Regions from separate parts of the Homo sapiens genome. Here regions 2, 3 and 4 are each linked to region 1. Evidence: chromatin loops called from intact Hi-C (ENCODE). Cell type or tissue: Caco-2. All regions are shown on one strand. Each heading gives the region's core, and the rest is flanking DNA. Links, peaks and the distances in the headings are about the cores only.

Region 1 (5,569 bases), core at 1-4,000:
GTAAAAAAATATGTGAAAGAGAAAAACCTGAAGTGAGGGGCAAAAACTAAAGAGGACTAAGAAGATGGAGAAGATACGAACAAAAAACCAGTCAGTGTCACAGGGAAGAAATGGTGGGGAGACTGAGAATTTGGGAAGGAGTTCTAGGAGCAGAGATGGGGCAGTTTGGGTCTGCAGTGTTTCGCTGCTGGCCAGAGAGCAGGCATTGCCCCAAGATCGAGAGGCCAGGCAGGGTGGTGAGGCCAATGAGCAGGGCGGCTCATAAAAGCAGTCTTTTTGTTGTGGAGACAAGAGACTGGTGGGTCAGATAGACCAGTTTTTTCCCCTTTGTCCCCTCTCTTTGACTTTTGAAAGCTTCATGGGCAATGCGTATTTTGAAGTCTTTAAGTACCACTCAATCATAGGGGATTTTCCACAAGGACTTAAAAAAGTGCAGATTACACTGTAAAAATGCTTTTCAGTCAATAAAAGTCCGTCTTTACTAGGTAAATTTCTTTATGATGTTTAACTTTGGTTCAGGTCCTGATTCCGAGAAGTGAAATTTGGTGCAGTGAGGGGGAAAAACAACGTGGAAAGAAGAAAACCCTGCAATAGCCATTCAAAACCCCACAATCAGACCTTGTTTATGTGATATGGACTCTGAGCTTTCTCTTAAAAAATGCATGTGATTAAGAAAATACTATGAGAACTTAATAATAGTTCCCTGAAACCTGTGATCCACCTCTTATCTTTCTAACTCTTGGAAATGCAGCTAATAAGAATGTATGTTTTTACATTCATTCTGATTCATAAGAACCAGTAATACACTGATTCTTAGCAACAAAGTAGTTCTTTAATTACTACAAAACTCAATAATTCATTGCCTATTGTTGTGCATGGCACATAACATTCGGTGACTTGTATTGGCATATTCGTTTACATGTGTCACTGCTGTACCTGTAATTTAGTTTAATGCCAGATCAATGTGCCAAGTGTGTGTGTGTGTGCGCGCGTGTGTGTGTATGTGTGTGTAAAACTCTTCCCAACAGTAGTTTCATGGGAATTCTCAGTAGTAACTAAAACAGTGTCCATTTTAAGAAATCACAATCAAAGTGCCTGTTTTTTGCAGGTATTCATAATATTCTTTACCCACACTAGGGCACTGAGTGGCTCATCAACGGTTTTCCTCGTAGGAAATTATTTAATATTATCTTTTAAGAAGCGAAACACTTGGCTGAAGGAGCAATTCGTTGTCCATAATTCATTGTCCATAATTTTGCCAAGAAAGGTGTTGAATTTTGAGTTAGTTAAATCAAAATAAAAGCACAGGGCATGAAATCAGCTTGTGAGACCCAGTCAGATGGTTAATTCAGAGGAAAGACCAGATGCAGATGATCTGATTGAACTTTTCCAGTTTGAATTTTTCTCATTTCTCAGGTTGAGACATATAGTTTCCTGATCCAGGGTATCATTTCTTGGCAGAGAAACTGAGTTTTTCCCACGTGACCTACTTGCCCAAAAGGAAGATGTCCGAAAAACAGTGCATGCCATGTCCTTTCTGTATCAACATCAATCTCCATCAAAATCTTCTTGTCTCTACAGGTGTTCCAGCTAGAAGATTTGGATGAAAAGTGATTCCAAAAAAATGAGGCAATCTCATCCCGAAACTATTTAAAACTACTCTCCTCTCTCTTGATAAACCGTCAGTAGGAAGTGTGTCGTTTATTCCCTCACTCCACACTGGATTCATATGGGCTGATAGCAGCAGGATTAAAAATTTTTTTCATCATGAGTTAAATCCCTAAGATTTAGAGTATTTTGTTTGTCTGAATGTCTAAGCGGTACAAACCTTAGCAATCCATATTAAAATGGAGAATTCCTTCTTTTGGTATTCACAAGCATAACATACATAATCCTTTATCTCTGGCAAAGCTATTCACTTTTTGGCCTTTGGCTGTTCGATGTATACAGTATCTATAGTTATTGCATGCAAGAGTTCTCAACTGACTTGCAAACTCTTTGATCAAACCAGCTAAACTTGATTTTCCAGATTATTCAAGAGACAAGGCACACAACTATCAGCTTTACAAGTCCTGGCAAGCAATCAAGACCCCATGCTCCCCACTCCCTTTATCAGAATCAAAGGTAAACAGGGAGCCAGTTCTCATTTAAATATTTAGCATCAGGATCTTGCCTAGACTTTCAGGGTTGTAGGAGCAGAAGAAAAACAACAGTTGCAGTGAGAAAAAGGTTTCTTTGGCATGGATGCCAAACTAAATAATGACACCCAAAGCAAAAACATGCTTCATTGAAACTTGACTTTAGTCGATTCAGCCTACTTAAAACAAAGCTTTTTTTGTCATTTCAAAAGTGAACATTGTACTTTGCTCTGGCAGCCATTTATACGTTTTTGAATGATTCGCTTATACATAAATCCCTGGCCTCCAGGCCTTTCAGCACCTCAAATCCGAGTGATTTGAAAACACAACTGAAAATTTCTGTATACAGCGCCTGCCCTTTTCTTCCTCTTAACCTTTTATGCCATCCATTCTGAGTGACAATGTTTTGACATACATTGTCATGGCGCATTTCTCCCTGCTCCCGCTTTTATTCCTTTGGAAGTATTTACAAGAGATCAAGGACTGTATTTCCTTTTCCTGAGGAGCATGGTTCTTCATCACCCCCTCATGTATTTCTTTCTCCGTGGATGCCACCATTCTATCGACTTCACTAAGGCAGAATTATTGGAAGACATCATTTGTGACCACCTTTGTAATTTGTGCAATCTGTAGTAGGAAGGCAACCAACGAAAATCAGATTTCATTTTTTTTTTAAACTAAAGTAGCAATGTCAAAGCCTTTATTCAAACACTGATAAGTCTGCTTGGTTAGTGAGCAGCTGATGGGACTAGCAGAGTATAAATGGTACTAGTTTGAGAACGTGTGGTGGTTTGGAAGGAGTTGAGGAAGCAGAGGAACATTTTCTTAGCCCCTCTTTTCTTTGGAGGAGTTCAAAACTAGCACTGCTGGCATACTCTTTGGTGAAAGTGCCCTTCTAGAGGCAGGAGTTCTTGGTACATCCTGAATTAGGTCTCAGCACATTTTCCAGTTGACTTCTTTTTCTTCTTCTTCTTCTAAAATTGGAGGTGGATGACCCTATCATTTTGGCTAAATTTCTAAATGTGCCATTGCCTTCTGCATCTCAGAAGTTTTCACAGATGTTAACAGAATACTTTCCTTACCTCGCTATGGCATCATCTGTTAGCTCTTGTTTGGCACTGCAGTGCAAGTTAATTGGGGGTTGCCTCTTGCATTACAACCATACAGGTGTGACTGACAAGCATGGTGAAGTCAGAAGTGACACTTTCTACTAGGGTAGATCCCCCTAGGGGACTGTAGGAATGGAGTCAAATTCTCTACAAGCTGCTCCAATGCCCCAGTGTAGACATAAATTGATCTCTTAAAGTCAATTCTGGGATAGGGTAAGTCCAGCAACCATTATGGGACTTCCTTGAAAAGTCATTATTGCTAAGACCTACCTTTTAGAATAGATAAATATATTTAAAGATAGAAAATTCTTGTGGCTCTCAGCAGCTGTTGACCCTGTTGCTTACTTTATCTATATATATGTGTGTGTGTGTAAAACTGCACTCTTCTTTTTTTTTAACCCGCCCCTCTGACAACTTCTTCCTAGTCTCCTTTGCTCTTTCCACTTGTTCTAGAAGTGCCAGCCAGATAACATTATTTACTAGTAGAGTTTCAATTGCCGGCTCTATGGTAATGATTCTTTAATCTTGAGGCAACACTGTTCTTTAGGATTTTAGAGTCCTTTATTCAACTAATAGCTAGGTATCTGCACTCAGATGTCCCCCAGATACCTCAAACTCAACCTGTCCAACACTGTCATTGGGTACACAACTGCTTCTGTTCTGTGGCCTGTGACCTGCATCTCCACGAATAGCACCATATTTACCATGTTTGTTTAAGCCATAAACCCAAGAGCCCTTCTGATTATTTCTCTTTACTGACCTCATACATCTAATCAAACGAGGTCCTACTGACTCTGTGTGTCTAAAATTTCTTAGATCTGCCCATTTCACTCCATCCCCTTTGGCACTTGCAGTGCATAGCTCTGTACCACCTCCTGCCTGGGTTACTATTTGGGCTTCTTGTTCTTGACCTTGGAGATAGACCTTTCTGGACTATAAGCCAAACCTGCCCTTCTCTTTAAAGCCATCAATAGCTCCCCCTTTCTCTTCAGATAAAATCTAAGCCTCTTTACATAGCCTGTATAATCTTATACTTTTTATACCTCTCCCACCCTATCTCTTTACTCTTCACTTCTTGAATGCTAGCCTTCAGATACTGACTTTCAGTTCTTTCAAATGCTCTTTAACTTCTGTATCTTCCCTCATGCTGTTTGTAGCCTTTTGCCTGGTTCTATTTGCTCTCCCTTATACCGGGATGATGCCACTCAACTTTTAAGTCTCCTTTAGACATGGCTATTTTTAGGAATCCTTCTTCAACGTCCCAACTCTGGGTTATAGTGCCTCCTATTGCCCCTCTACACTCCTGCACATAACACTTACCTGTGGATTTGATTGTCTCTTTTAAGAGTTTCTATTTTTCACTCTCCCATAAGTTCTGTAAGGCCAGTGACTTGGCAAATGTCCAGTATGTAATAGGCAGTTAATAAATAGTGGCCAGGTGCAGTGGCTTATGCCTGTAATCCCAGCACTTTGGGAGGACAAGGCGGGTGGATCACAAGGTCAAGAGATTGAGACCATCCTGGCCAACATGGTGAAAACCCGTCTCTACTAAAAATACAAAAATTAGCTGGGCGTGGTGGCACGCACCTGTAGTCCCAGCTACTCAGGAGACTGAGGCAGGAGAATCGCTTGAACCTGGGAGGCAGAGGTTGCAGCGAGCTGAGATCATGCCACTGCACTCCAGCCTGGCAACAGAGCAAGACTCAGTCTCAATAAATACATACATAAATAAATAAAATAAAAATAAATACAAAATAAATAGTTTGTGGAAAAAAAGAACAAATGAATGCATCAAAACAGAGTTTGTCAATACTAGCAGGCCCTCCTTGCTTGATGAGGCAGATAATGTGCCTCCTTCATTTTATATTCCCAAATCTGTTGCTGTTAGAATCATATTTAATTGAGTAGGGAGAGAAGGTCAAGGCAACATGAGGGTTTGCAGGGTCCTTAGGTATTATATTCATTTTATAGATGAAATAGGTAAGGCCCAGGGAGATTAAATCACTCATTATCATCCCATAGGATTACTCCTGTGACTCCCAGCCCAGCATCCTCTTTCCTCAGCCTTTTAAATTTCTGCCACCTTGATATGTATGAAATAGCAGCTCGCCTTGGGGTTTCTTTGTTTTAATTTGAATTACCCTGATTACTTCTGAGTTGAACATATTTCACACACACACACACACACACACACACACACACACACACGCACACACACATATATATATATATATATATATATATATATATATATATTTAGATGGAGTCTTGCTCTGTCACCCAGGCTAGAGTGCAGTGGTGTGATCTCAGCTCACTGCAACT
Region 2 (5,745 bases), core at 806-4,805, 290 kb before region 1:
AAGAAGCTGACTGTCTAATGACATTTATGCTTTCATAGCTAGGCATTTAACAGTCATTTTGTGTCAGTTGCTTCCTTTATACATGTCACGTGGCACATTTTTCAGTTTTCTGTATTTCTGAGACCTTAATCCCAATCACTCTTAAATGCTTGAAATGAGCCCATGTTCCTAAAAGGAGGGGGTTTTTGTCCACCTGAATTTCTCTGCAGGAATCTACAATGATGCCTCAAGCATCAGTATATGAAGTCAACCACTGTCATTCATCCAATTCATTCATTCCATTCATTCTTTTAGTTAGCCCTAAAACTCCATGGTAAATTATTATGGCCAAGAGAAGGCTAAACCAACCAGCTGTTTAAAAACATTAGAATTTGGGATCGCAATGAAGTTATGTGTCTAAACTAAAGGCAGAAATTATTATTATTTTATTTATTTATTTATTTATTTATTTTTTTGAGACGGAGTCTCGCTCTGTCGCCCAGGCTGGAGTGCAGTGGTGCGATCTCGGCTTACTGCAAGCTCCGCCTCCTGGGTTCACGCCATTCTCCTGCCTCAGCCTCCCAAGTAGCTTGGACTACAGGCGCCTGCCACCATGCCCGGCTAATTTTTTGTATTTTTAGTAGAGACGAGGTTTCACCGTGTTAGCCAGGATGGTCTCGATCTCCTGACCTCGTGATCCGCCCACCTCTGCCTCCCAAAGTGCTGGGATTACAGGCGTGAGCCACCGTGCCCGGCCGAAATTATTCTTATTTGATTAATCACTGATACCTTTAGTTCCCATTTGTTTGTTTCCTTTATTTTTTGCTTTTGTTAATTCCACTGCCTAACCCCCAAACGTTTACCCTTACTGCTCTATTTTGCATCTGAACGTTATTTGCTACTGCTGCTGTACTTCTCTGGGTTTAAAACGGGACAGTAGTAGATATGAGGAATCAAGAGCAGTAGAAACCTAGATCTTACATTTTGGTCAGATTGTAAACGTGTGATGACAATAAGATATGATCAACTTTTTGACCTTACCCTTCAGCTCTCCAACTGACATTGGTTGTTTGGAGGGGGACAAATCCTGACTCAGGATCCAAGTATCTTTCTTCCCCTCCATGGTAAAGAATGTAATTCTAATTGGGAAAAGAAGAAAGAATTATCAAATTTTAACACATCAACTGGTTTCTAAAATACTTTTGGAATAGTCTAGTATGAATGTCTTTAAAAAGTGGGGCTGGGATTTTATCTGATCTTTGTTGGTTTCTATCAATTGTGGCACTGGAGCCTGTTAAAAATAAATACCATATAGAGACACGTTTTCCGAAAGCAAAACCTGGTGTCTGCAAAACTTACAGGCTCATGGGTTTCTAATTGGGAGTGTGCACACAGACCCCTCCAAGGTAAATACATACATTCTAAATTTACCCGAGCGCTTTAAGCAGCTCTTAACATCCTATGACAAGGAGAACATTTGTTAATCAGAAAAATTACAACCTATTCATACTTATTGTTTGATTATTTCTCTGCTGACCTCTGAAGTCCCATTGTTGATTGAATTAGTTATAGTAACTCATATTTATTTTAGCAACTAGCTAATATAAATGCAAACTCTTCTTATCACCAGATGATTGATAGGCACATTAAGAAGTTGTTCAACAGGTTGCTTGGTTTGAAGAAATGTTTAAATCCTGATGGGTTACCTTTTTATCAGCAAAGAGTGGGAATTAGCACAGATAAGCCCATAGTAACAAAAATTTTATTTTCGAAGTGGAATGTTGTCAGTTCTTTATATTTGATTTTGCTTGAAGCAGTAGATTCTATCAGTTCCTTTTTATAGATTTAAATGTATTTTGGAGGTATTGCTTTTCTATTGTTGACTGGAGAAGGTATCCTATAAAGAATATTATCAAGCAGCTGAAGGTGATGAAGTATCTGTTGGCACTAATCTGACTTTCCTTCTTCTTTCTGTTTTGTTTTTGCATAAAACGTCCATTTTGTAAAGGCTTTCAGGCACTTGAACTAAGTTAGCCCCACAAATGCCTAACATTTTTTTCACTGGTAAAAGTACTGTTTTGATTCTTTTTTTTTTTTTTTTTTTTTTTTTTTTGGGACAGAGTCTCTCTGTGTTGACACGCTGGAGTGCAGTGGCACGATCTCGGCTCACTGCAACCTCCGCCTCCTGGGTGCAAGCGATTCTCCTACCTTAGCCTCCAAATTAGCTGGGATTACAGGCACGTGCCACCACATCCAGCTAATTTTTGTATTTTCAGTAGAGATGGGATTTCACCATGTTGGCCAGGATGGATGGTCTCGATCTCTTGACCTCGTAATCCGCCTGCCTCGGCCTACCAAAGTACTGAGATTACAGGAGTGAGCCACCAAGCCCGGCTAATTTTGGTATTTTTAGTAGAGACGGGGTTTCACCGTGTTGGCCAGACTGGTTTTGAACTCCTGACCTCAGGTAATCTGCCAGCCTCAGCCTCCCAAAGTGCTGGCTTGAGCCACTGCGCTTGGCTTCTTCTTCTTCTCCTCCTCCTCCTTCTTCTTTTTTTTTTTAAATGGAAACATGAGCACAATAGGGTAAGGTAAATTGCCGATGGCTATCCAATAGGTGAGTGACAGGATTAAAGTTCATAGGTCCTCATCCTTAATCTGGTCATTGGTGCATAGGCCCAGCAGGGCTTCTTAACAACTGGCTGTGATTTTCATTATAATATCTCTTCCTGAGGACATAGGTACTTTAGTGATAAGCACTAGAGAAAGGTCTAAATATGGACATGATGGGTTAGTCAAAAGAAATGACTGAAAATTTCTTCTTGATTGGAAACTGAATAATGTTCCTAGAAAATTCTGTTGAAGCCGGGTGCAGTGGCTCACGCCTGTAATCCCAGCACTTTTGGAGGCTGAGGCCCCGGGGGGGATCACCTTAGGTCAGGAGTTCAAGACCAGCCTGACCAATATGGTGAAACTCCAGTCTCTACTAAAAATACAGAATTAGCCGGGCATAGTGGTCCATGCCTGTAATCCCAACTAGTTGGGAGGCTGAGGCAGGAGAATCGCTTGAACCCGGGAGGCAGAGGTTGCAGTGAGTGGAGATTGTGCTATTGCACTCCAGCCTGGGCAACAAGAGTGAAACTCCATCTCAAAAGAAAAAAAGAAAAGAAAAGAAAATTCTGTTGAATAATGCCTCAACTTCCAAAAGGTGTCTGATGATATGTCAGGACTTTTCACAGCACCTCAATTTGTTATTATCATTACTATTATTATTATTAGTTTTTTAGAGACAGGATCTTGCTCTGTTGCCTAGGCTGGAGTGCAGTGGTTCGATTGTAGCTCACTGTAACCTCAAATTCCTGGGCTCAAGCGATCCTTTCATGTCAGCCTTTTGAGCAGCTGGGAATATAGTATAGGCATGTGCCACCATGACTGACTAATTTTTAATTTTTTTTTTTGTAGCGATAAGGCCTTTTTTTTTTTTTTTTTTTTTTTTGAGATAGATTCTCACTCTGTTGCCCAGGCTGGAGTGCAGTGGTGCGATCCTGGCTCATTGCAACCTCTGCCTCCCAGGTTCAAGCGGTTCTCCTGCCTCAGCCTCCTAAATAGCTGGGATTACAGGCATGCACCACCATGCCCGGCTAATTTTTTTTTTTTTTTTAAGACAGAGTTTCACTCTTGTTGCCCAGACTGGAGTGCAATGGCATGATCTCAGTTCACCGCAACCTCTGCCTTGCGGGTTCAGGTGATTCTCCTGTCTCAGCCTCCCGAGTGGCTGGGATTATAGGCATGCGGCACCACACTGAGCTAATTTTTGTATTTTTAGTAGAGATGGGGTTTCTCCATGTTGTTCAGGCTTGTCTTGAACTCCTGACCTCAGGTGATCTGCTGTCTTTGGCCTCCCAAAGTGTTGGGATTACAGGCACAAGCCACTGCACCTGGCCATTTTTTGTACTTTTTTAGTAGAGGTGGTGTTTCACCATGTTGGCCAGGCTGGTCTTGAACTTCTGACATCAGGTCATCCACCCACTTTGGCCTTCCAAAGTGCTGGGATTACAGGTGTGAGCCATCACGTCCAGCCTAGATAGGGTCTTGCTAAGTTGCCCAGGCTGGTCTCGAACTCCTGGGCTCAAGGGATCCTCTCGTTTCTGCTCCCCAAAGCACTGGGATTACAGTGTGAGCCACTGCACCCTGCAGGACCTTAATTTCCCTTTTCTTTTTTTTTTTTTTTGAGAAGGAGTTTCACTCTTGTAGCCCAGGCTGGGGTGCAGTGGTGCGATCTCAGCTCACTGCAGCCTCTGCCTGCCAGGTTCAAGCGATTCTCTTGCTTTGGCCTCCCGAGTAGCTGGGATTACAGGTGCCCGCTACCATGCCCGGCTAATTTTTATATTTTTATAGAGATGGGCTCACCATGTTGGCCAGGCTGGTTTCAAACTCCTGACGTCAGGTGATCCACCCATCTTGGACTCCCAAAGGGTTAGGTTTACAGGCTTGAGCCATCGTGCCCGGCCCCTGTTTTAATTTAATCAATTCCCATACCCTTTTGGTAATTTTTTAATTTCAGAATTGCCCTACATAGAATTCTATTTCTTGGTATTTGCTTCATAGAATTTTTACAAGATGATACAGTAATCCAAGCAATTCTATATAAAAAGTCACTACAAATTCTCTATAAAAAGTCTCTACTAAGAATACAAAAATTAGCCAGGTGTAGTGGCAGGCGCCTGTAATCCCATCTACCTGGGTGGTTGAGGCAGGAGAATCGCTTGAACTCGGGAGGCGTATGTTGCGGGGAGCCAAGATCTGGCCACTGCACTTCGGCCTGGTTAACAGAGTTAGACTCTCTCAAAAAAAAAAAAAAAAAAAAAAAAATACAACTCGCTTAGAGTCACCTGCTAGAGGTTTCTGGTTATTTGGAGATTTGCTGGCTCTGCCATGGACATGATGGCATATTCGTGGATGATATGGAGAGTGACAAAATGGCTGAGTGTCTAATTATTAATCAAATCACAGATTCATATCTCTCTCCCCCTCCTCCACTAGTTTCCTTGGAGACACAGTTTTTTGTCAATTTTTTGAATTGCATTAATATTAACTATGACTTTGAATCAGGAAGAATGCAAAATATCTGAAGAGTAGTATTTATATCTTCCACGTGACATTTGCATCACATGGATAAACTTTAAAAATGTTCTTGAGAACACGGGAAAATAAGGAAATAGAGTTCAAAAATAAAGTATAGAACTTGTTAGACTAGTTTCTGTTTAAAACTCGGTGGATTATACCTCTTTGTTTTAAACCATTAGAACAGCAATGATTAAATATCAGATTCCTTAAAGAGTCACCAGTTCCTTTTGGAAAGTTTTGATTAAAGCATTGTATTTATTAAACTGTTCTACCCACACATCTTTCCTTCAAGATGTTGTTTTTCCCACGTCTACTGTTTTATTACATGACAGTTATTGAAAGGTTAGATGTGGTTTAATTTCTCAAGGTTTATTTTTATATGTCATAAATCAAGCTTTGTTTTTTTAATACTTTACAAGAAGCAGTGTGGTCTGTTCAAAGGGGGTGCCGGGAGACCTGGGTTCTATTTCTGACTATGACATGTGACTGGGTAAGTCGATGAATTCATCAGTGTCTCAGTCTCCCTTGCCATGTAATGGGGATAATAATATCTCCCTTTTACCTACTTCACAGTTTTTTTTTAAAGGATTAATTAGTTGATGTTTGCAAGTCACTCTGAGCTCCTTTGATAAAATACAA
Region 3 (5,745 bases), core at 637-4,636, 330 kb before region 1:
CTGGAATATAAACACAAATTTTCCATTTGTAGTTTGGCTTGATTATCTGTATTCTTTCCTGTTAAAGTGATACATAAAACAAATCACTTCATGCCTTTAATAAGGTAATGGGGGAGGGCTCTTTAAAACTTTTAAAACTGAAGCTTCAAATAATCTCATCTAGCATGAGAGATTTCTTCTTTAAAGCCAGATTTTAAACACTGAATCATCAAATGTAAAGATTTCAAAAGGATCTCCAAAATGACATGCTGTTCTCCTTTATTTTAGGTTGCACAAAAGTTTATACCAAGTCTTCTCATTTAAAAGCTCACCTGAGGACTCACACTGGTATGTAATTTTCTTGTTAATTCTGTGAGTTGTGTAAATAGTGTAAGTGGTATTCATCCTTTTAAAAGCTAACACGTGTTTGATCTCTTCTCCTGTCAACTTTGTTTTTTTTTTTTTTTTTAAATAGCCTACCTTTTCAGCACAGGCTTGGTTCAGAATTCAGTTCCATGAGAAATCTGGTTCCAGGAAGGCCGGTGATGTTCCCTCACTAAGGCCTTCTTGCCCTGTCACCGCTCAGAGTTGATTACCCAAAAATGTAAACAGCGATGTTTACTAATGGATTTTAAAACTTATACTGGCAGTGTTTTGAAGGAAAAAAAACAAAACAAAACTCATTTTCTTCCATAGCAAATAATTTTGCTCTGAGAAAGCCATTTTAAACTCTTAAAAACTTTCCCATTTGGAGTGTACTGCATAATTGGTGAAAACGTTAGTTTCACCTCTAGGTTAAAATATCTGTGTTTAGTATGTTTTCTGTGCTTGATGAAAGGTAGTGCTGAAATTGCAGTGTTAAAATCAGGTGGTCAGAAATGGGTTACAAGCCCCAGCCTAAACTTGGTATGTGTGAGAGACTTGATCTTTATTCTAGCTTACATTCATTCTTGTTTACATATGCTTTTAAGTTTAGCTCCTCTACTTTTGTATTTGCTTTGTTCAATCTATAGCAGTCACTTTTTTTGAGATGGAGTCTTGCTCTGTTGCCAGGCTGTAGTGCAGTGGTGTGATCTCAGTTCACTGCAACCTCTGCCTCCCAGGTTCAAGCGATTCTCCTGCTTCAGCCTCCCGAGTAGCTGGGATTACAGGCCCCCACCACCATGCCCAGTTGATTTTTGTATCTCTAGTAGAGATGGGGTTTCACCATGTTGGCCAGGCTGGTCTCCAACTCCTGACATCTTTATCCACCTGCCTCGGCCTCCCAAAGTGCTGGGATTACAGGCGTGAGCCACCGCGCCCGACCAGCACTTTTAAGAGCTTTTAAACTTTAAAATTATATCAGAAGCCATTTTAAGATGAAACCAGGTGGCATACTTTAAAGGCCCCCCAAATACTCCAAATATTGTCAAATATATAGATGGTTACTATTTGCGATTTTCTTAAAAGAGCAGCCCTAAAGAAAAGAACTTATATAAAGTGATTGTGTTTTTTTCCCTCAATAAATACAGCCTTACCTAAAGTTCAGAGAATAAGTTTGCTAATAAAAGCAATGACCTAGCAAAATGTATTATTCCATCATTGCTATGGAAACCAAAGTATTCAACAGTTCCTTTGAATGGGTTGTTGGATTAGTGTGAGGACTTGAATCTCCCGAGGCTAGATGTTACTATGGAAATTGAGTTTTGATAAATGAAGTAGTTATCTCTAACTGCTGCATTAAAAAGTAAAAGCCTTTGAACAAAGGTCAGTGCTGAGGTAGAGCCCTAAGAGGAATATGGTTGCAGACATTTTGTATGCATGTTAGGAAGCATTGCTTGATATCCCAGTGATAAACACTACTTACTAAAATCCGATGACAATGTTGTAGATTCCAGGGCTTTTTGAGAAACTGCTTTTAAGGAGAAGGCATCTTATGTATTTATCTATGAAATGAGCGGGCTGTTTTGGCCTGAGGTTTTTGCATGGAGACAAACTGATTACATAAGAGGAAGGATCCTTCATAGGCAGCCCAAGGTAGAAATTTTTATAGTTAAACACAAATGAATTAAGCATGTTATAAAAACTCCAACTTAAAGTTTTCAAAATACAAATGACAAGTGCCAGGAAAATATTCCATGTAGAAATACCAAAATGTCCTTTTACAGAATATAAATGGAAATATAAAGACATTTGAACTATTGTTTTTTTCACTTTTGGAAGTCCTTGAGAGATAGGAGGGAACACATTTTCCTGGGTTTAAAGTCTCCTAATAAAAGAGCACAATTGCATATAACGATGTAATCAACTACTTATTGCAGGGATGTAGTCAAACCCATATCTGAATAGCCTTTCACCCCGTCAGGGTTTAGTGCCCTGAATGCTTATACCTGCGATTCAGGAACTTGACCTGCCGGCAAATACATTTAATCGTGGGTTGTCTTAACAATGCTTGTACTAATAAAAACAGACTGAAAAGAAGACCGAGACCTGGTTTGGGTCCCTTGCATCAGCTTTTTCACCTGACCATAAACATTGTGGCCTTCAACATCTAATGAATGAGAACATGTAATCCAGTTTAATAAAGTTTTGTTTGATAGTCTTTCAAATGCCTTGGGGAGGGTTTGTAGCAGACTTGTTCATCTGGCTAAACCTGTTCTTGGGTAATCATAGAGCATTGAGGTTGTTTTCTCCTCATTTCTCATTTCTAGACAATGCCTTTTAAAATTACCTGTTCTCTCATTGCATCCTCCCCACCCTGCCCGCCTGTTGTTTTTAAATGAATGTATCTGAAGCCAGCAAAGGTGTTTTTTTTTTTTCTTTCCCTTTAAGGCCCAGGTAGAACAGTTAGGACAGTTTTTCTAAATTACTTCTCTTATGTAATAGCTTTTTTTGGTTTTCTTTCTGTCCTCCTCCTCCCTCTCGGACCGTTGATCAGAGGACTTTAAAAACCACACAACAGTTGATGACATAAAATACTCTTTAAATGATTGTCGTTTTACAGGCAGAATGTGAAGCACCCTAGCATTTCTTTGGAAAATAATTGTAATTGCTTTAAAATGTCAAGTTACCTTATGTTTTAAAAATAATTTAGGCAATGAAAACAGCCTACATCTGAGTTTAATTACTTCTTCTGGATTTTTAGATTGGAAGTGCTTCTTTAACTTGGGTTGCAAATTGAACCTAAGCAAATAATAGTCTTAACAAAATAGAACTTTTTAAGTAATCTGAGATGACAGAGTAGATGATATATCAGTTTCTTAAACCAGAAGTATAGCATTCAAGTCTTCTAAGTTCATATACTTTGATTTCTTTATCAGGAAATCGCATATAAATAATACAAAGTTCTGTCTTCTTTGTGTGATTAGACAATACTGGAAACATTTGCTTCTATTCTAGGGAATAATTATATTTTATTTATATCTGTACATACATAGTATAGCATAAGGCCTGTAGAAGCACCCCTTATAGATGTGGATGTTCGCATGTATTATTTGTAGTATGTGTGTGTATACATTTATCATGCCTTTGGTGAGAAATAATTATGGCTGCTTCTAGGTAACAATGTCAATGAGTGGTGTATTTCCAATTCAAAATATTTGTACTTTTAACAGCATTTAAATGAACATTGTACTGAAATTTGTATGCCTCATGATGTCTACAAGGGGCGGAACACATTGCTATTACTCTAAAGTTGCTCCCAAGTATACTGTTTTGTCTTTATAAATCAACATGACTGATAAACTGTCTATTGCAACCAGTATTATATGCTCACATACCTTACTTTTTTCTTTAATATAATGAACATTTAAAATAATGTCTAAGTTTGCAAAGGTTTGAGGCAAGTTGAAATCAGTAGGAAAATATATTGACTGTATCTTCAAACAAAAATTTGTAGAAATTTAAAAAGTTCTTACCAGAGAAAAAGTTCTGAAAAAGTAAACCATGAACTCAACACAGATGTTTGAAGTCCTAGCGGTTCCCTTCATGTGCGTGGATATACACTTAACCTTAGAGAATATGGAAAAGCTGTTGGGAAATCAGGGTACGGTAACGTTTCTAGATTTTTTCTTTCTTTTTTTTCCCCCGTTTCAGCTATCTGGAACAGGGCAAGAAATTAGCATTTGTACAAAGAAAGTCTTTGAACAACACACACTTGGCTCAAGTATTCCTCAGACCCAGACTCCATGCATTGGACTCTGTGTGTACTAAGTGATCCCAGAGTGGCTTACTGGAGATTGACAATGGAAAAGGACAATTTGAAACACGCCCGTAGGAGAAAATGGAAACATTGTACAAATAACATAGGAACACAAAATTCACTCTTCTTTTTTTTTTTTTTTTGAGATGAAGTCTCGCTTTCGTCCCCAGGCTGGAGTGCAATGGTGCGATCTCGGCTCACTGCAACCTCCACCTCCCAGGTTCAAGCGATTCTCCTGCCTCAGCCTCTCAAGTAGCTGGGATTACAGGCGCCTGCCACCACGCCCGGCTAATTTTTGTATTTTTAGTGGAGACGGGGTTTCACCATGTTGGCCAGGCTGGTCTCGAACTCCTGACCTCAGATGATCCACCCGCCCCAGCCTCCCAAAGTGCTGGGATTACAGGCGTGAGCCACCACGCCAGACTCACAAAATGGACTCTTAAAGCACTGTGTTCAAGATTCCCTGTTTAGGAAAGATTTCCACATTAAGTCCTGGAAAGATTTTTAGTGGAAGCCTAGTTTGTAAAGGGGTTACATTCCCATTTTCTGCCTTACTGTCTTTTGCAGAAGACTTTATTGCCTACTGACATGTGTAGTAAGATGTTATTAGTTATACTTCGTATAATCTGTACTTGAGATTTGCTGCTGAATATATTGACTTTCAGTTTGGGTACTAAAAGATCCTTAGATATGAATTTCTTTTCTAGGGCCTGGCACAGTGGCCCACACCTGTAATTCTGGCACTTGGGAGGCCGAAGCAGGTGGATCACCTGAGTTTAGGGGTTCGAGACCAGCCTGGCCAACAAGGCAAAACCCCATCTCCACTAAAAATACAAAAATTAGTCAGGCGTGGTGGCACATGCCTGTAGTCCCAGTTACTCAGGAGGCTGAGGCAAGAGACTCGTTTGAACCCACGAGGCGGAGGTTGCAGTGAGCTGAGATCGTGCCACTGCACTCCAGCCTGGGCAACAGAGTGAGACTCCATCTCAAAAAAAAAAAAAAAAAAAAAAATTCCTTTCTAGGTCTTTGCTCCAAAGTCATTTTTCATGGAATATATTAAACATAGCTTTTGGTTTTAAAATCTCGATAATATTTGGCTGGGCGCGGTGGCGGCTCACGCCTGTAATCCCAGCTCTTTGGGAGGCGGAGGCAGGTGGATCACCTGAGTTCAGGGGTTCGAGACCAGCCTGGCCAACATAGTGAAACCCTGTCTCTACTAAAAATACAAAAATTAGCTGGGCATGGTGGCACATGCCTATAGTCCCAGCTACTTGGGAGCCTGATGCAGGAGAATTGCTTGAACCTGGGAGGCAGAGGTTGTGGTGAGCCAAGATCATGCCACCACACTCCAGCCCGGACAACAGAGCAAGACTCCATCTGAAAAAATAATAATAATAAAAAATAAAAAATCGATAATATTGACAATAAAGATATTTTCATTGCAGGTACTTACTAAAAGCAACATTCAGTGTTCTGAACATAAGTTACTCTTCTTTTTGTGGAACTGTGGGAAAAGGGTAAAAGGCTTTTTAGGAAAACTGTATACAAAGGTTTTCACTCTGGGCCTTAATGGATGGAGATCTTAC
Region 4 (5,745 bases), core at 528-4,527, 410 kb before region 1:
CTTTTGCTTATGTTTTCTAGGATTCAAGAGGGAATTAGGCTTTTTACCCAAAATACATACTTTTCAGTAAATAATAAGTGTGTTTAATATTGATATATTATCTTGTAGTTTTTTATATTCATTTATTTTATTTAAGCCTCACAACAGCTCATTCTTACACCCATTTCACAGAGGCAACAACTGAATCACAGTTGTTCATTCTGTAAAATGTTAATTCTCCTCAGTTTTGAGTTGTGTAAAAGACATTTGAATTTCCTTTAGATTGTACTCTCTGGACCACTGTGTTTATATAGGCTTGTATAGAACCTAATAGAACTATGTCAAAATTGTTTTGGTTTTTGTAAGTATTTTGATTTCTTCTTTAATCTTTTCATTATCTTCTTTTAAATTATAAATATCTTTGTTGTATCCTACAAGTCAGTTCAGTCTTGTGTGACCCAATATATTAATATCTCATCATAAAAATATTTTATCTGTGCATATATACCCTTTTAATTTTTTATATCACATTTTCACATCTATTATGTAACATATAGACCTAGCAATTTTTAGGTTTCTTTTTTTAAGAATGAAATGTGTATTTTCCCACTGCATTTTAGAAGCTTGTGATATGTTTTCGGTTAAATTAAAAGTACATTTCTCTGACCTTTTTTTGTCAGTAAGGAGCAAGTAAATGACTTCTCTTGCTATCATTTCTAACCCTGTGCTTATATGACTATCTTAGAATAGTAGCAGCTTATAACAAACCAAACAATTCTGAGACATAAGGAGACACACACACAAAAAAAAACTACAAAACTGTAAAATCTCTGAAACTGTATAATCTCTGAAAATATTTGGTGGCCAGGCCGGGCGCAGTGGCTCACGCCTGTAATCCCAACACTTCGGGAGGCCGAAGCAGGGGGATCACGAGGTCAGGAGATCAAGACCATCCTGGCTAACACGGTGAAACCCTGTCTCTACTAAAAATACAAAAAAAAAAAAAAAAAAAAAAGCCAGGGCGGTGGCGGGTGCCTTGTAGTCCCAGCTACTTGGGAGGCTGAGGCAGGAGAATGGCTGAACCCGGGAGGCAGAGCTTGCAGTGCAGTGAGCCAAGATCACACTACTGCACTCCAGCGTGGGCAACAGGGTGAGACTCCGTCTCAAAAAACAGAAAAAGAAAAAGAAAATATTTGGTGGCCAGGAGACAATATTAACAATTATATGAGATAATTATAGTCATAATTCTGTTAGACACCATATTGGCAATATCTTGTTGTAAACTTAAGTCACTGATCCCGTATCAAGGAGCTGACACTAAGAGAAGGCTGGAATACAACATGGAGAAGGTACAGGCACTGGAGTGAGTCATACTCTGAAAACCAGTGCTCTAAGTGGAGGATAGGGTTTAAAGTCTGAAGTTGATGCTGAAAATCAACAAGAATATGCAACAAAACCCATCAAACACTACTGAAATAGTAAAGGCCAGGGTCCAGCACAGTGGGTCACACCTATAATCCCAGGACTTTGGGAGGCTGAGGCAGAAGGATTGCTTGGAGCCCAGGAGTTGTGTACTAGCCTGGTCAACATAATGAGACTCCATCTCTAGAAAAAAAAATTTTTTAAAATAAATAATTAGCTAGATGTGGTGGCTCGTGCCTATAGTCCCAGCTTCATGGGAGGCTGAGGTGGGAGGACCACTTGACCCCGGGACTTCAAGGCTGTAGTGAGCTGTGCTTGCACCACTGCACTCCAGCCTGGGCAAGAGTGAGACCCTATCTCAAAAACAAAACAAAAAAGAAGGAAAAAAAAATTTTGATGAAAAAGTTAAGACCAGAAACTAGACAGCAGCCAGATGACTACTGTTAATAGAAGGGAAAGCAATTGCACTTGGTCACAAAGCCAGGCATCAAGAAAACATGAATGTCAGAAAGCAGAGTGGGGAAAGTAGTGAGAAGTCCAGGGTAATCAGTAATGAGATGCACAAAAGGGTCTGAGCAAACCAATCAGAATAGAATTAAGGTTCCCACACTCCTGTTTTAAGTCAACAATAGCAGTAGATTTTAATTCAGGAACCTACTTCAGTGTGTTAATAATAGCTTCTTATCTGGATCACTGTTGAGAATTACCCTAAGATCATATCCATGATTGTGAAAGAATGTTTCAGGTGATTAGTTATGTCCCGGAGGCTGTAACAGCCCAATTGTCTCTCATTTGCTATCATTCGTATAAAAGCATGAGCTCTCACTAAGCCTTCAGTCATAGATAGGGTATAGCTCCAAAAATGTTTCTGTCATCTTTTTTTTTTTTTTTTTTTTTTTTTGAGACAGAGTCTCGCTCTGTCGCCCAGGCCGGACTGCGGACTGCAGTGGCGCAATCTCGGCTCACTGCAAGCTCCGCTTCCCGGGTTCACGCCATTCTCCTGCCTCAGCCTCCCGAGTAGCTGGGACTACAGGCGCCCGCCACCGCGCCCGGCTAATTTTTTTGTATTTTTAGTAGAGACAGGGTTTCACCTTGTTAGCCAGGATGGTCTCGATCTCCTGACCTCCTGATCCACCTGCCTCGGCCTCCCAAAGTGCTGGGATTACAGGCGTGAGCCACCGCGCCCGGCCTCTGTCATCTTAAATGTATTAGAATAAGAAGTAGATAAACCTGCTCTGCTCTAGTCAGTACTTCTTTCTTTATTCTGTTCTAGGCCCAAAAATTTTCAATGTAAGGAAAACAGGATGATGAAAGAATTCTTTTCAGTCATAAGAGAGATGAATGAAACTGGGGATGTTTAGAGAAGATAAGACTTAGTGAAAGATAAGAAATTCAAAGTAGGCACGTAAAACAGGCAGTAAGAGATTTGTTACACATGTCTCCAAAGTCCAGAATTAAACCAAAGGCTAGATGCTATGAGGAGACACATCCTGTTTTGTTGTTCTACTTTTTTTTTTTTTTCTTTTTGAAACGGGAGTGTTTTGGTTTTATAGTTGAGTAAGGAAAACCTAGATTAATACCTAATGTGTCTTCATTTTTAAAGCCTGGGCTAGGTGGCCATATAGTCAGAGGGGATTTCTTAATTGTATAGAGAGACTGGGCTAAATAACTTGAAGATCTCTTCCAAACCTGAAATTGTGTGTATCACAGACATTGATGGAAGGCATCTGCATTATTGTATAATGATAGCTTTGACCCCAGAAAGGCCTTACTTAATTTGAATGCTGTTTCACTTCTTAGTAGCTAAATGAACATGGTTAATTTTCTTGAGCCTTCTTTTTATTTATTTATTTTTATTTAGAATTTTTTTATTTTCCTTTGTTGTTTTTTTTTTTGAGAAGGGGTCTTGCTATGTTGCCCAGGCTGGTCTCAAACTCCTGGACTCAAGCAATCCACCTGCCTTGGCCTCCCAAAGTGCTGGGATTATAAGCATGAGCCACCATGCCTGGCCTTCTTGAGTTTTTTTTATTTTTTGTAATTTATTTATTTATTTATTTATTTTTTTTTTTTTTTTTTTTTTTGAGGCAGAGTCTCGCTCTGTCGCCAGACTGGAGTGCAGTGGTGTGATCTCGGCTCACTGCAACCTCCGCCCCCCGGGTTTATGTGATTCTCCTGCCTCAGCCTCCCAAGTAACTGGGACTACAGGCGCATGCCACCAGGCCCGGCTAATTTTTGTATTTTTAGTAGAGACGGGGTTTCACCATGCTGGCCAGGATGGTCTCAATCTCTTGACCTCGTGATCCACCCGCCTCTGCCTCCTAAAATGCTGAGATTACAGGCATGAGCCACCGCACCTGGCCCTTCTTGAGTCTTTGAAGCCTCAGTTTCTTCTCTTCAAAATTAAAGTAATATCTACTTCTTGGTATTTGAGTGTGAATTAAATTATTATGTAAGATACTCAGCACAAAGCCTGGTACATTGTAGATACTCAGTGAACATTCACTTCTGTCCCCTCTCTTCCTCCCTCCAGACCTAAAATTTGTATATACTTCTTTTGAGGCAAAGAGACAATCCCAGGGTGATGTTACCCTACAAGTGGAAGCAAGTATCTAGATAGGGAGATCGAGGGGCTGTAGATAACAGCAGTTTGCAGTTGCAGATATTAATACTATTCTACAATTTGCAGTACAAAATCTGTTTTGTCCTTTATGTAGTGTATAGTGGTATTGCATTCAAAGTAACTTTTTAAAAATAATACATTATATTTGCTTTAATAGTAGTTTAAAATTCTTGTTGAGCATTTAGAGTGTAGAATGGATGACTTTGAATTAAAGTTATATTTTCTTTTAAACTATTTTTAATCATGTTAAATAGGATAATGATATTTTGCTATTTTAAAAAATTTTTATCTGTTAAAAATTCCCACTGAAGTATTTACAAGTGAAATTATCTGAGGCTGGGCACAGTGGTTCACACCCATAATCCCAGCACTTTGGGAGGCTGAGGCGGGCAGATTGCTTGAGGTCAGGAGTTCAAGACCAACCTGGCCAACATGGTGAAACCCTGTCTCTACTAAAAATACAAAAAATTAGCCAGAAGTGGTGGCACACCCTTGTAATCCCAGGTACTCAGGAGGCTGAGGCAGGAGAATCACTTGAACCCAGGAGGGGAAGGTTGCACTGAGCGGAAATCATGCCACTGCACTCCAGCCTGGGTGACAGAGTGAGTCTCCATCTCAAAAAAAAGAAAAAGAAATTATCTGAGATCTGGAATATGTGTTAATATATATCAGGGGGAAAATCTGGTAAGGAAATAGATAAAACAGTGTTGACAAAACAATCCTGGTAGTTCCTCAAACAGTTAAACATAGAGTTACATACAACCCAGCAGCTCTATGCCCAGGTATATAAACAAAAGAAATTGAAACATATCCACACAAAAATTTACACACAAAACTTTTCACTGTTTCAAAATGTGTCAGTGTTTATGAGTGCAACATTATTCATAGTAACCAAAAAGTGGAAATAACCCAGATGTCCTTCAGCTGATGAGTAAACAAAATTTGGTATATCCATGCAGTGGAATATGATTTTGCCATGAAAGGAAGGAAGTACTGATAGATGGTACAACATGGATGAACTTTAAAAACATTATACTAAGTGAAAGAAGCCAGTCACAAAAAAAGCAGACGGTATATGATTCCACTGATGTGAACTGTCTAGAACTGGGAATTCTACAAGGACAAAAAGTAGATTGATTAGTGACAGCTTAGAATTAGAGTGATGGGGGCATGGCAGGATAGGAGGGTATAGTTAAAGCAATCAGAGTTTCTTAGGTTTTGGTTTGTTTTTGTTTTTTGTTTCTTTTGAGATGATGGAAATATTTTAAAATTGACTGGTAATTGTTGCATGTGTCTGTGAATATACTAAAAACCATTGAATTATACACTTCAAATGGATGAACTGTGTGGTATGTGAATTATATCTCAGGAACGCTATTTGAGAAAGAAAATATTGACAAAATGTTGATAATTGAAGTTGCGCAGTGGAAAGTGGGGACTCAGTATTCTATCCCCTCCATTTTTGTGTCATTGAAAATTTCCGTCATAAAATGCTTTATTAAAAAATGCCCGACCAGGCACTGAGGCTCATGCCTGTAATCTCAGCACTTTGGGAGGCTGACACAGGTGGATCACTTGAGGTCAGGAGTTCGAGATCAGACTGGCCAATATGGTGAAACTCCGTGTACACTAAAAATATAAAAATTAGCTGGGCGTGGTGGTGCACACCTGTAGTCTCAGCTACTCTGGAGGCTGAGGCAGGAGAATCATTTGAACCCAGGAGA

Evidence for each region. A loop is a pair of places that touch in the nucleus more often than their neighbours do. Peaks named below come from ENCODE experiments on the same cell type or tissue, not always from the same donor. Only the 100,000 strongest peaks of a DNase experiment are listed, where the experiment ranks them.
Region 2: it touches region 1 in a loop (2.5-fold over the local background); 1 of 110 quality-filtered maps calls a loop at or near these places.
Region 3: it touches region 1 in a loop (4-fold over the local background); 1 of 110 quality-filtered maps calls a loop at or near these places.
Region 4: it touches region 1 in a loop (3-fold over the local background); 1 of 110 quality-filtered maps calls a loop at or near these places.

The regions. Positions count from the first base shown.
Region 1 is chr13:73,397,449-73,403,017 of GRCh38, forward strand. No RefSeq gene overlaps it. Among named protein-coding and RNA genes, the nearest start is that of LINC00392, 160 kb to the right of the region's middle. In Caco-2, for the core only: no CTCF peak of the experiment used is centred there; a DNase peak (open chromatin) is centred at 2,083.
Region 2 is chr13:73,101,793-73,107,537 of GRCh38, forward strand. No RefSeq gene overlaps it. Among named protein-coding and RNA genes, the nearest start is that of KLF5, 46 kb to the left of the region's middle. In Caco-2, for the core only: no CTCF peak of the experiment used is centred there; no DNase peak of the experiment used is centred there.
Region 3 is chr13:73,063,557-73,069,301 of GRCh38, forward strand. KLF5 (KLF transcription factor 5) reads left to right here. Exons shown (of 4, transcript NM_001730.5): 3 at 268-327. Among named protein-coding and RNA genes, the nearest start is that of KLF5, 7.4 kb to the left of the region's middle. In Caco-2, for the core only: no CTCF peak of the experiment used is centred there; a DNase peak (open chromatin) is centred at 2,573.
Region 4 is chr13:72,984,400-72,990,144 of GRCh38, forward strand. All of the region lies in intron 16 of PIBF1 (progesterone immunomodulatory binding factor 1), which reads left to right. Among named protein-coding and RNA genes, the nearest start is that of KLF5, 72 kb to the right of the region's middle. In Caco-2, for the core only: no CTCF peak of the experiment used is centred there; a DNase peak (open chromatin) is centred at 2,592.